Linked DNA regions of Homo sapiens: region 1 is linked to region 2. The links are chromatin contacts, found by Hi-C or POLR2A ChIA-PET in ENCODE. All regions are on one chromosome and are shown on one strand. Each heading gives the region's core, a stretch centred on a gene start or an enhancer-like site at or near the end of the contact. The rest is flanking DNA. Distances are from core to core; before and after follow the strand shown.

Region 1 (5,609 bases), core at 2,279-4,778, 5.1 Mb before region 2:
TGCAGATACAGTGAATTCATTATCTAAAAAATGACTCTTACAGAGTCTGTCAAGTAAGACAACTTTTTAACAAATAATTTCAATAAACAGTGATAAATATTATGAACACATATAGCAGGGAACGAAACCTAGTCAATTAGTTTGTATGACGGTGAATTTTTTCTTTTTTCTCTTTCTTTCTTTTTTTTTTTTTTTTTTTGAGACAAGGTCATCTCACTCTCGCCCAGGCTGGATTGCAGTGGTGCAATCTCGGCTTACTGCAGCCTCGAACTACCAGGTTCAAGCCAATCCTTCTACCTCAGCACCCCAAGTAGCTAGGACTAAAGACATGAGCACACCCGGCTAATTCTTGTAGAGACGGTGTTTCGCCATGTTGCCAGGCTGGTCTCAAGCTCTTGAGCTCCAGCGATCCACCCACCTCAGCCTCCCAAAGTGCTGGGATTACAGGGGTGAGTCACTGTGCCCAGCCATGATAGTTAACTTTGTGTCAATTTGACTGGATTGAGGAATACATAGACATGTGGTAAAGCATTATTTCTGGGCATGTCTGTGGGGATGTTTCCAGGAGAGACAGGCATTTGAGTCAGTGGACTGAGTGAGGAATACCTGCTCTCAATGTGGGTGGGCATCATCCAATCAGCTGAGGGCACAGAAAGAACAAAAAGGCAGATGAAAGAAGAATATATTCTCTCTCTCTCTCTTCTGGACCTGGGACACTCTTCCCCTGCCCTTGGACATCAGAACTCCAGGTGCTCCAGCCTTTGGACTCCAGGAACTTGTACACGCAGCCCCCTGAGTTCTTAGGCCTTCAGCCTTGGCCTGAAAATTACATGGCTTCTGTGGTTCTGAGGTTTCTGAACTTGGACTGACATGGGCTTCCAGCTTGCAGACAGCCTATTGTGGGGTGAGTCAATTCCCCTAAAAAATCCCATCATATGTCTATATATCTACATCTACATCTATCCTATCCTACATCTACGTTCTGTCTCTCTGGAAAACTCTAATCAGTTGGGGAAAATCTCCCTGAGAAAGTGAACTTTAAGCTAAAACCTGAAAGATGAGCAGGACGTAGCCATGAAGACAAGCAGGTGAGAAAAAGTGTTTTGACAGAGTGAGAGCACATGGAAAATCAAAGTGAACAAATTCAATATGGCTGAAATTTAAGAACAGAACAGAGAGAGACAGAGAGAAAAGAGGCTGAAGGCACTTAACAGGCGTCTTAACTATAATGCATCCTTAGCAGAACTTTTTTTCTTTTGAGATAGGGTCTCACTCCCGTCACCCAGGCCGGAGGGCAGTGGTGCGATTACGGCTCACTGTAATCGACTTCCCAGGCTCAGGTGATTCTCCCACTTCAGCCTCTGGAGTAGCTGGAACTACAGGCATGGGCCACCACGTCTGGCTAATTTCTTGTATTTTCAATAGAGACGAGGTTCCGCCATGTTGCCCAGGCTGGTCTCAAACTCCTGGGCTCAAGGGATCCGCAGGCCTCGACCTCCCACAGTGCTGGGATTACAGGAATGAGCCCCCACACTCAGCCCCTTGGCAGGGCTTTTGATTTTCTTCTTCCAGTCTTCCCAATTCGTGTACATGGAATCATCATTCATCCAATTGCTCAGAACAAAAATGTAACAGGATTTTTTTGAGACTTGTCCTCAAGCCCCACATCAAATCCATCAGTAAATCCTATGAACTTTACCTTCAAAATATATCGCAAATACAACCACACCTCCTTCTCCACTATTACTTTAATCCAAGTCACCATCACCTCATTTGGATTACTGCAACAGCCTCCAAACAGATCTTTGGCTTCCACTCTTACCCCAGTAAAGCAGCCAGTGATCTTTTAAAAACGTAAATCACATTATATCAGTTCCCTGTTCCAAGCCTTTCAATATAAAACCCAAGCCAAAAATCCAAATGAAATGTCTACAAACTCTTGAGAGATCAGATTATTACTTAACTAACTCTCTGACGTCTTATACTACCACTCTCTCCTCTACTCACACTTAGCTCCTGCCACATTGTCCTTCTTCCCGTTCCTTGATCACACCCCTCAGATTGTTCTCAACTTTTGGCCTTTGCACTTATAGTTCCCCATACCCCAAAGGCTCTTTCCCCATATCTCTGCATGGCTTGGGGCCCTGTTCAAATGTCACTTCCTCAGAAAGATCTTTCCTGACCATCCTGTGGCCACTACTCCCCCCAAATCCATCATTCTCAATACTCTACTTTATTTTTCTTCAAAGCATTAAACCCTATCTGACATCTTATTTAGTTGTTTGGTTGTTTATACTATTGACTTCCCCACCTTGCCGTATCTCCGGTGAGTGTCTAGAACACTGCATGGTATACAATAGGAGTTAAGTATTCCAAGAATTTAAGAATGAAAATTTAAAAATAGACAATTATTAGACCTATGAAGAGCCAGTATGAAGGATTAATGTATTTATAGTTTATCTGAAAACAATGGGAAACCATTTGTAGATCTTGAACATGAGAGCAGCAAGACAAGATCTAAATTTTGAAAACCTCATTTGGCTGTTTTGAGAATTCAATGTAGGAGAGCAAGAGGGGAAACAGGAAACGGAAAAAAAACTTGTAGAAATGAGATGGTCACCTGAACTAGATAGTTGGTAGTATGAGGAGAGTAAATTAGAGATATAACAGGAAGTAGCACAGGTAGGATCCGCCTATTGATTAGACTCACGCCAGCTCCTCCTCAACGCTCCCGTCATTCTAGCCACACTTCTATCACAGCGCCTCTCACCCTACATAGCACTTCTCCGCTAATAAATCTGTATTTTCCACTAGAGTCCTCCGGGGTAAGCACGCTATCAAGCATCCCTACAATCTCTGTTAAATGGAGGTCATCAACGCCTGTTGAATGAAGGCCGCCCATTTGGTGGCCTGGAATTCAGAGCAGCAATTTGTCCTAGCACAGCCGTATGACTCTCTTAATGTTTGGGGAAATCCATGGTTCAACAGCGCCGATGCCCGATAAACAACACAGCACCAGTAACCTGTGCCAGGGGCTGTGGACGGGGGCAACACAGGAGCAGGTCACGGGGAAGGGGGATGTAAGCTTTCTGAGCAAACTCCCAGAGCACCCAGGGCAGAAACAGGCGGCTAGAAGCCGGGCAACGCGGGTGCAGAGCACAGACCCACGTCCATGGTTTTCCTACCAGACGGGCCTGGCAGCGGACGCACTGGCCTCCCCCGGGCGGCGCTGGCTCAGCCACCGCGGCACCCTTCATGAGGCCGGTATTCCGCTCTTGCACCTCCCCCAAAGCCCAGAGAAGACGAGACAGACACTCACGCAGGCTAGGTGTCGGGACCGGAGTGGCCGAGTAGACGGCAGTGGAGAATGCACGCAGAGTCCTTGCCCTCGACTGCAGAGACAGCCATGCTGGGAGCGCGGCGGCCGCCATGGCTGCGAGGACGGCAAGCCGGAGGGGACAAGCGGCGTTCAGTGTCAGGGGCGGGCCTGGGGCCGCTAAGCGCAGGCTCCCTGGGCTGGCACCGCCCTAGGCTGGAGAAAGAGGAAACACGTTGGTCTGCGCACTCAGAGCCGAGTCAAATGTGCAGGAAGATTCCCCCAAACTGAAAGAAGTAATGAAAAGAAAACAAAAAAAATCCTTAAAAATCGAGTGAATCAGTTCGTAGAGAATTGCAGATAAAGACCGTAGGGATAGGGGTTGCGGCTCACTGAAGGCGGGCGTGCTCTGGGTGGAACCTCAGTTGATCCGAGAGTCAGGCGGTCTACCCGAGGGACTCTTGTTATTTATAATTGTTGCTTTTCTACATTTACTTGGATTAAAGAAGTCTTCAACTAATGCCAGTAATATGCGCTAAGGGGAGAGAAGCAGTATCCCGAGCCAGAGTGCTTGGGTTTCAAACTTGACTTCACCACTTCTGGGATGTATGATCTCAGACAAGTTAGCATAGACAAATATTTGTGTACAGCGTTGGCATACAGTGAACACCGCGTGTACGTAGCCTATAACTTTTAGCTATATATGGTTAGCTTGTTGTTAGATCAGCTTAGAATTACAGAAAGTCAGAACTCATCAGGACCTAGAAAATAAACTTTTAATGAACACTCTTAAATTTTCTACGGTAGGATGAATTAACATACAAGCCTTAATAAAACAATTCTCGGCCGGACGCGGTGGCTCGCGCCTGTAATCCCAGCACTTTGGGATCCCGAGGCGGGTGGATCACCTGAGGTCAGGAGTTTGGGACCAGCCTGACCAACATGGAGAAACCTGGTCTCTACTAAAAATACAAAATTAGCCGGGTGTGGTGGCACATGCCTGTAATCCCAGCTACTCGAGAGAAGAATCGCATGAACCCGGGAGGCAGAGGTTGCGATGAGCCGAGATCGCGCCATTGCACTCCAGCCTGGGCAATAAAAGCAAAACTCCGCCTCAAAAATAAAATAAAATAAAATAAATTCTCTATTTTCTCTTTATTTTAAAAATTATTTTAATTAATTAATTAATTATTATTATTTTTGAGACAGAGTCTTGCTCTGTTGCTAGGCTGGAATGTGGTAGCAGGACCATGGCCCACTGCAGCCTTGACCTCCCAGGCTCAAGTGATCCTCCTACCTCAGCCTTTCAAGTAGCTGAGGCTACAGGCACGCACCACCACACCCAGCTAATTAAAAAAAAAATTGTTTTTCCAGAGATGAGGTCTCACAGTGTTGCCAGGGCTGGTCTCAAACTCTTGGGTTCAAGCGATCCTCCTGCCTTGGCCTCCCAAAAAAGTGATAGGACTACAGGCGTGAGCTACTGCACCTGGCCTATTTTTTCTATTTTTAAGTTTTTTGTAGAGTTGGGGGTCTTGCTATGTTGTCCAGGCTGGTCCCAAACTCTTGGCTTCATGTGATCCTCCTGCCTTGGCCTCCCAAAATGTCGGGATTACAGGCATGGGTCTGGCCTATTTCCCTATTTTGTCTCAAAGTGACAAAATTATAACAGTAAAAACAACTAAAAATAAACAAAACCGATTCTTGGTAAGCATACAACCAGTAGAGCAGAGGTATGCAGGTGTCCAAGAATATTCTAGCTGTGAACATTCAGTGCGCCATGGACATCAATCAGTAAGGTATGGGAGGGGGACAAATAGCATGAGATGGACAAGTATTTGTAATATTCATCATCTTCATCTTTTCTGGACTTTTACCATCCTGTTATTGTTCCAAAATAGAAGCATGATGTATGAGTTTCCTAGGGGATTGGAACAAAGTACCGTAAACTGGGTGACTTAAAACAACAGAAATTTCCTCTCTCACAATCCTGGAGTCTGGAAAGTCCAAAATCCAGGTGTCGGCAGGGTTGGTTCCTTCTGGAGGTTCTGAGGGAGAATCTGTTCCATGCCTCCCTCCTAGCTTCTAATGGTTGCTGGCACTCCTTGGCTGGTAGACACATCACATCACATCACCTTCTGCCCCCATATTCCAATGGAGTTCTCTCCTCTCCTCGGACTATTTTTAAGATCAAAATCATGGCCTTTTTAATCAGATGGAGGTGAGGTTTGAATCCAGGCTCTGGTTCTTTATGATTTTGGGCAAATCTACCTTATCTTTCTGAGTTTCAGTTTCA
Region 2 (5,744 bases), core at 2,721-5,220:
GCTCAGCAGCAATAATAATTATCATGAAAGACAGCATTTATTTTACCCTCACAATAACCCATTGAGGTAGGGACAACTACTGGATCAATTTTACAGCTCAGGATACTGAGACAGGAAGTTTAATGATTTGACCAGAGTAACAAAGCTAGTAAAGTATAGAATCTGGACTCAAAACTAGCACTGTGTTCAAACCCCATGCTCTTGAGCACTGTAACACACTGTTATTGAAAAGCTAAGTTGCTATAAGGTACCATATAGCAAGCAATCTCATTTAGACCCAACAAAGGAATAAATATATTAGTTTTGTAATGTTAAATAATAATTACGGTATTAATTCCTACCTATGAAGCCTTTGCCATTATCTACTATAAGTCCCAAGTAATGGAAAAATTCATAGTGACAAGTTAGTGAGAAAAACAACGTTGCTTAATACTGCAAACAGAAAGACCCTGAGACAACATAACTGGAATATTCCAAACACTAATTCATCAGCTCTTCAGAAAATGAAAAACAATTTTAAGAGTCCGTTGAGAATTATTATGGACCTGAGATCTGACTTGATTCTTTATTCCTTTATACGATGACTCTCCAAAGAAAAGTATAAAAATTAAAAATCAAAATCTTCAAATAAGTTAAACAGTTGTTACACAACAAAAGTAACTCGTGAAGGAAAGCTTAAGTAATCCCTTTTTCCTAAAATGGTGTCACATATGAAAAAAGTAATGCAAATTTATGTTCAAGGGAACTTTAAAGCAGAATCTTTTTATGAGCCAAAGCTTTTAAGAAATTAATTTTATACAGAAGCACCTTCCCTGCCTAAATCATAATATACAAACAAAACTCTTGGTCATAGAACAATAATTCATAAGATGGTTTATCATCTCAGATCTGCCATTTGTAAACGGCAAATTCAGTTTCATTAACTATATGATACATATTAACAGTACCGTCTACATCTACCTCACAGGATAGTTGGGAGAATGCATGTGAAAGTGCTTTATAAACAGTAAAGGATTATTAAATACAAAGCACTGTGGCTGTATTGTTGTTTTAGATTTACTCTGCCTATTCTGCTACTATACTCCGAAAACCTCACCATCTCCTTTATAATTTATTCTTTTAATCTAGTAAGAACAGGAATTCTGTCTAAAATGAGATATATTTACTCCATGTACCCACAAATTCTGAGCAAAGACTGGGCCTTCTATCATTTTGACTCTAGTAAGTCTTTTTTAGCTTGTTTTTTTCTTTTTATTTTCTGATATGCTCTGGATAGTTCAGCTTGCAGGAATAATCAATCACCAGATAAGTATTACTACAGTAAGTTTCTAAAGTACATTTAAAGTATATCTTAAACATACAAAAATGTTAGAAAAAAACTGAGAAAAAAACAGGCTACATTACTGATACTCGACTGCTCTAAAATTACATTATACTCTGTCGACTATATAATACATACTTCCTCTGAAATGTGAGGTATGATTCTTATCTATTTCAAGGGAAATACAGTAAAATCTCAAAAGAAAATATTTCCTTTGAGATTTACTAAAGAAATTCTGAACCATTATGAAAGTAGTGTTTGCAATGACCTAGAATGCAAGGAGCCAGATCTACTGAGTTGAAAGGTGAATAATCATCAATTCAGCTTAGCAGATGCTTTTAGGACAGCTTCTAGACCAAAGCTTTGCTTGCACATGGAGGGAATGTATTTCTAACTAATAATCATCTTAGGGAAAAATAAATGGTAGTATTTACCTGCACTTACAAATATTAAAAATTCGGATTATAAACCCAAAGGTCTTTAGGTTAAAAGTTGCTACAAGAAACCAAGATTTAAACACACGTAGTTACTTTCCAACAAGCAAAAACAGTTTAATGTCACTACATTTTGCCCTTTTTTACCTACATCCTGGCTTACTTCACTGAGTTTCACCTAAAATGATAGTGCCTACCTAATATGGTTGTTCGGGCGACTAAGATAAAAAAAAAATAATTTAACTAACCCCACAGTAGCTATTATTACTATTCTACAGACAAATACATCAAAGGAAATTCCAGTCTTCAAAGCTTTAAACTTTAAAGTCACTGCTTAAAAGTAACTGATCTGCCAACACTAGAGTTTACCAGGAAGTAGCACTTTTTAATTAATAATGTTTTATGTATAAGTGACTGCCAGAAAACAAATCATCTTAATAAATTTTAGAGTCTTATATAATAAAATACAAACAAATTGATAAACTAAACAAGTACTGAATTTCAATTTGGAAGACACATTTCCTTTAAAGGAAATATATTTTTTAAATGACATAAAAATCACTTTGGATTCACTATTTCCTATATTCTCGGCTAACAAATACTCCCTTAAATTTCAAAATTTGTTGTCTAACAAGTTTCTTCTCCAAAACATACGGGTCCTTTAAAATAATCTGCTTAAAAACTCTTCTAGGTAATAAGAACTGAAACTAACACATGAAAACCCAAGTGTCAGGAACTGTTCTGGGCCCTAGGCACTGCTCATGTTTTATTCATCTTTGTGTGGGTGGCTGGCTAGTTTAGCGAAGAATTTAGCAAATAAATCAACAAATATTGGTGAATAAATTAGTCATCAAAACGAGGCAGATGATTTGGCTAATTCAAATGAATGTTCTTACATTATTGCTCAGATTTAGAACAAATCCCAAATATCCCAATCTTGAAAATTACTGTTTTTTTTTGTTTGCAAGGGAAAAGGAGAAAAAGAGATCTATTTTTGTATCTAGTTCCTGAAACTAAAGCTAAAAACAGATTAGTATTCAAAAAAAATCACGTAGTGGAAATCATAACTTCCAACTTATTAGAAAACTCCTAGAGTCTCAGGGATTTTTTTCCTCCCAATTTTTTCTCTATCAACACGGTGTCTCATGAAAAGGAAACAGTCACAAGCCACTGCTCCTTCTAGTATCAGGTATTAATTTCAGTAAGACGACTTTAATAATTCAGAAATATCGACTCAAACAAAACAATGTGTGTGGTGCTGCCTAAGAACCGACCTAGCGATGCATGGTCGTGGTCATTACTTTGGGAATTGAGTACGCTAGGGTTTGGGAAGACAAAACGCAGTGTGAGGCATCAATGAAAGCACATCGCAGGGGGAGGGGAGAGGAAGGAAAGATCAGAGAGGATTAATGACTGCATTACTGGTGGGAGGGGAGGAGGTAGACGAGGACCCCGTGCAAGGGGAGTGGAAAGGTTCATTTTGCAGTGACCGTGGACTGGGGAGTGGGAGGAGGGGCAACTATCAGCAGGAATCTCCCCCCGTGGATGGGTCCGTCACTTACGCAGCGGCTTCTAGAAAGAGAAAATGTGCCTCAGGTCAATCTCAAAGAGCAACTGCGACGGGAAGGGGGAGTGACCCTCCTAGGTGTGAGGGGAAATACAGGGTCACTTCCCAATAGACTTAAGGAGATGTTGCCCTAGGTCCTCCTCGGTCATCGTGGGACAGAGGCGATTGTGGTGAGGACCCCCAGAGCCGCGTGAGGGGCATAAGAGACCCAGAGCTGAGGTGTGGGCGTTACCTGCAGGGTCACCTCCTGGGGGTCCCAGTGAGGCCGCAGGTGTTGCAGGAGGCTCAGGGCCCCCTCCCGGCAGCGATGCTCCTCCTGATCCTGAACGGTGACGTTCAGCTTGGGCACCTCCGGGGAGCCGGGAGGGACGTGGATGTAATTGGCCATGGCCCAGGCGACGGCGGAGACTACCACCACGACGACGGCGACGGCGACCACGAGAACGGCGGGCGCCGACAGACTGGTGGATCCTTCCGTCCCGGGGCGCCCTCGCGGGAGGGCTGGGGGCGCTGGGACGGGCGGGCGAGCGGCAGGAGAACGTCTGGAGGCGGCACTGTTGCCGATCCGGGTCTGGACAGCAGCTGAACTGAGCCCGGCCCGCTCTCGGAGAAAATTCCTGTTGTCGGAGCTGGACCGCGGGCGGCCGCAGAGCATGCCGGGGCTGGCCTGACGCTGGCGTCACGCGCGGGGCGGGTCCTGCGCTGCGTCAGGGTGCCGAGGCGGGGTTTCTCGCCTCCGGTCACAATGGGACCTCTGTACCGCGCTGGGCTTGTTGGCCTGCGATTAGCACACACCCATCCCTGGGAACTGCTAGTCTGGAAAGCGGGGCTGCTTCTCCGGGATGAGCCCGAGCCCTGCCAAGCCCCTCAAGGCATTGAAGCTTTAGCTCACCTTATCCGAATGGTCATTGGGCATCTGGACTTGAGTTAACGACTGAATTTTTCTGGGAAGCAAGGGACACGTTCTAAAATAACCCCAGGATCACTCTCCGAACTTGGCCTGAGTCTAGGCAAGCAGTGTTACTCGGTCGCCTTGATCTTGGAGCTGCTGTGTACTGGGGACCTCATACTAGTTGGGTTAACTATATTCCCATTAGCAGTACGCGGGATCGCAGTACTCGGGACAAGCTGAGTTCAGGTATTTGGGTAAGACAACTGCAACACTTCAGAGGTTATTTGTGGAGTAAGATGTTCGACCATACAGTGAATAATTCGAAGCTAGGGAGAACAGATTAGAGTCTGGTATGAAGAAGAAAGGGAAGGAAAGGAATAGTTTTGAAGCTCAGCGCTAGAACGACTCGATGTCCATGCCAGGGTACCCCGAGTGGGCCTTGAAATCTTGCGTCTCAGTGCCTTACAGGGAATGGTAGAAACTGGAAAATCTACAAGTAAAGTATTGGGACCTCCTAATTTTCCTTTTAGATGGAGGAAAACGGGCTGGGATTCCCTGCAGCACTTAGCACACGGTGAATACGTTTGTTAGTAGTAAATAAAACCCTTAACTGGACTGAGTTTAATTAACATTCAAAATGTTTAATTACTTCACTAGCATTAAGTTTACATCCTGATTGTTCAGAAAGAACCTACTTACCTTTGTAATTAACAAAATAATTACTTCACCGATAACGGTAAACTTCCTAAACTAAAAAGAGGGGTGGAAATGGAGCTTTATAATACAGCAAAGAAGTTGATTTAACATTTTTCAAATTTAGTGGTTTTTTTGTTTGTTTTTTGTTTCTGTTTTTTTTTGTTTTGTTTTTGAGACGGAGCCTCACTCTGTCGCCCAGGCTGGAGTGCAATGGCGCGATCTTGGCCCACTGCAACCTCCGCCTCCCGGGTTTAAGGGATTCTCCTGCTTCAGCCTCTCGAGTAGCTGGGATTACCGGCGCGTGCCACCACGCCCAGCAAATTTTTGTATCTTTAGTAGAGATGGGTTTCACCATGTTGGCCAGGCTGGTCTCGAACTCCTGACCTCAGGTGATCCACCCACCTCGGCCTCGCAAAGTGCTGGGATTACAGGCGTGAGCCACCGCGCCCTGCCAGATTTAGGCATAATTTTCTACAAGAAACATTAGAGTGTGTGTTCCTTCCACTTTGGGGAGAAATCATAAATATACTACTACTTTCACATTTCAGATAGTATCTCTTGTATTTTTGTATAAATTGTATTTTTTATTAAGCAGTTGACATTTTAAGAATTTTAAAACTATGTAACTGTAAAACAATTTAATTGAAAATTATGTTGCAAACTGCACTAGTTTGTAATGGTAAATAAGAGTCCATTAACAAGTAGAAGAAAAGAAAAAAAAACTATTAGGTACCTGAGAACAAAAGTAACCGAAAATGTACAGGATCCATGGATAAAATTAATGGAGAAATGAACCATATTCATAAATGAGAAAAGATTAATGTAAAGGCCTCA

Evidence for each region. A loop is a pair of places that touch in the nucleus more often than their neighbours do. ChIA-PET counts read pairs that join two places held with the same protein, here RNA polymerase II (POLR2A). Pooled maps may share reads with other maps.
Region 1: a map of naive thymus-derived CD4-positive, alpha-beta T cell shows a loop between it and region 2 (13-fold over the local background). The contact joins the promoter of MRPS35-DT here to the promoter of ETNK1 in region 2. A Hi-C loop is called at or near these places in 1 of 168 maps with a recorded cell type or tissue (naive thymus-derived CD4-positive, alpha-beta T cell) and 7 of 50 pooled maps. POLR2A ChIA-PET finds 5 or more read pairs at or near these places in 1 of 52 experiments (WTC11).

Annotation. Positions count from the first base shown.
Region 1 is chr12:27,708,666-27,714,274 of GRCh38, reverse strand. MRPS35-DT (MRPS35 divergent transcript) reads left to right here and starts at 3,528. Exons shown (of 5, transcript XR_001749448.2): 1 at 3,528-3,612. MRPS35 (mitochondrial ribosomal protein S35) reads right to left here and starts at 3,443. Exons shown (of 8, transcript NM_021821.4): 1 at 3,320-3,443. The coding sequence starts at 3,431. RefSeq lists enhancers at 3,023-3,812, 3,823-3,902, 3,933-4,012.
Region 2 is chr12:22,623,397-22,629,140 of GRCh38, reverse strand. ETNK1 (ethanolamine kinase 1) reads right to left here and starts at 3,970. Exons shown (of 8, transcript NM_018638.5): 1 at 3,555-3,970. The coding sequence starts at 3,710. It overlaps ETNK1-DT (ETNK1 divergent transcript), which reads left to right and starts at 4,095. Exons shown (of 4, transcript NR_135030.1): 1 at 4,095-4,468. RefSeq lists enhancers at 2,847-3,536, 3,556-3,725, 4,256-4,325.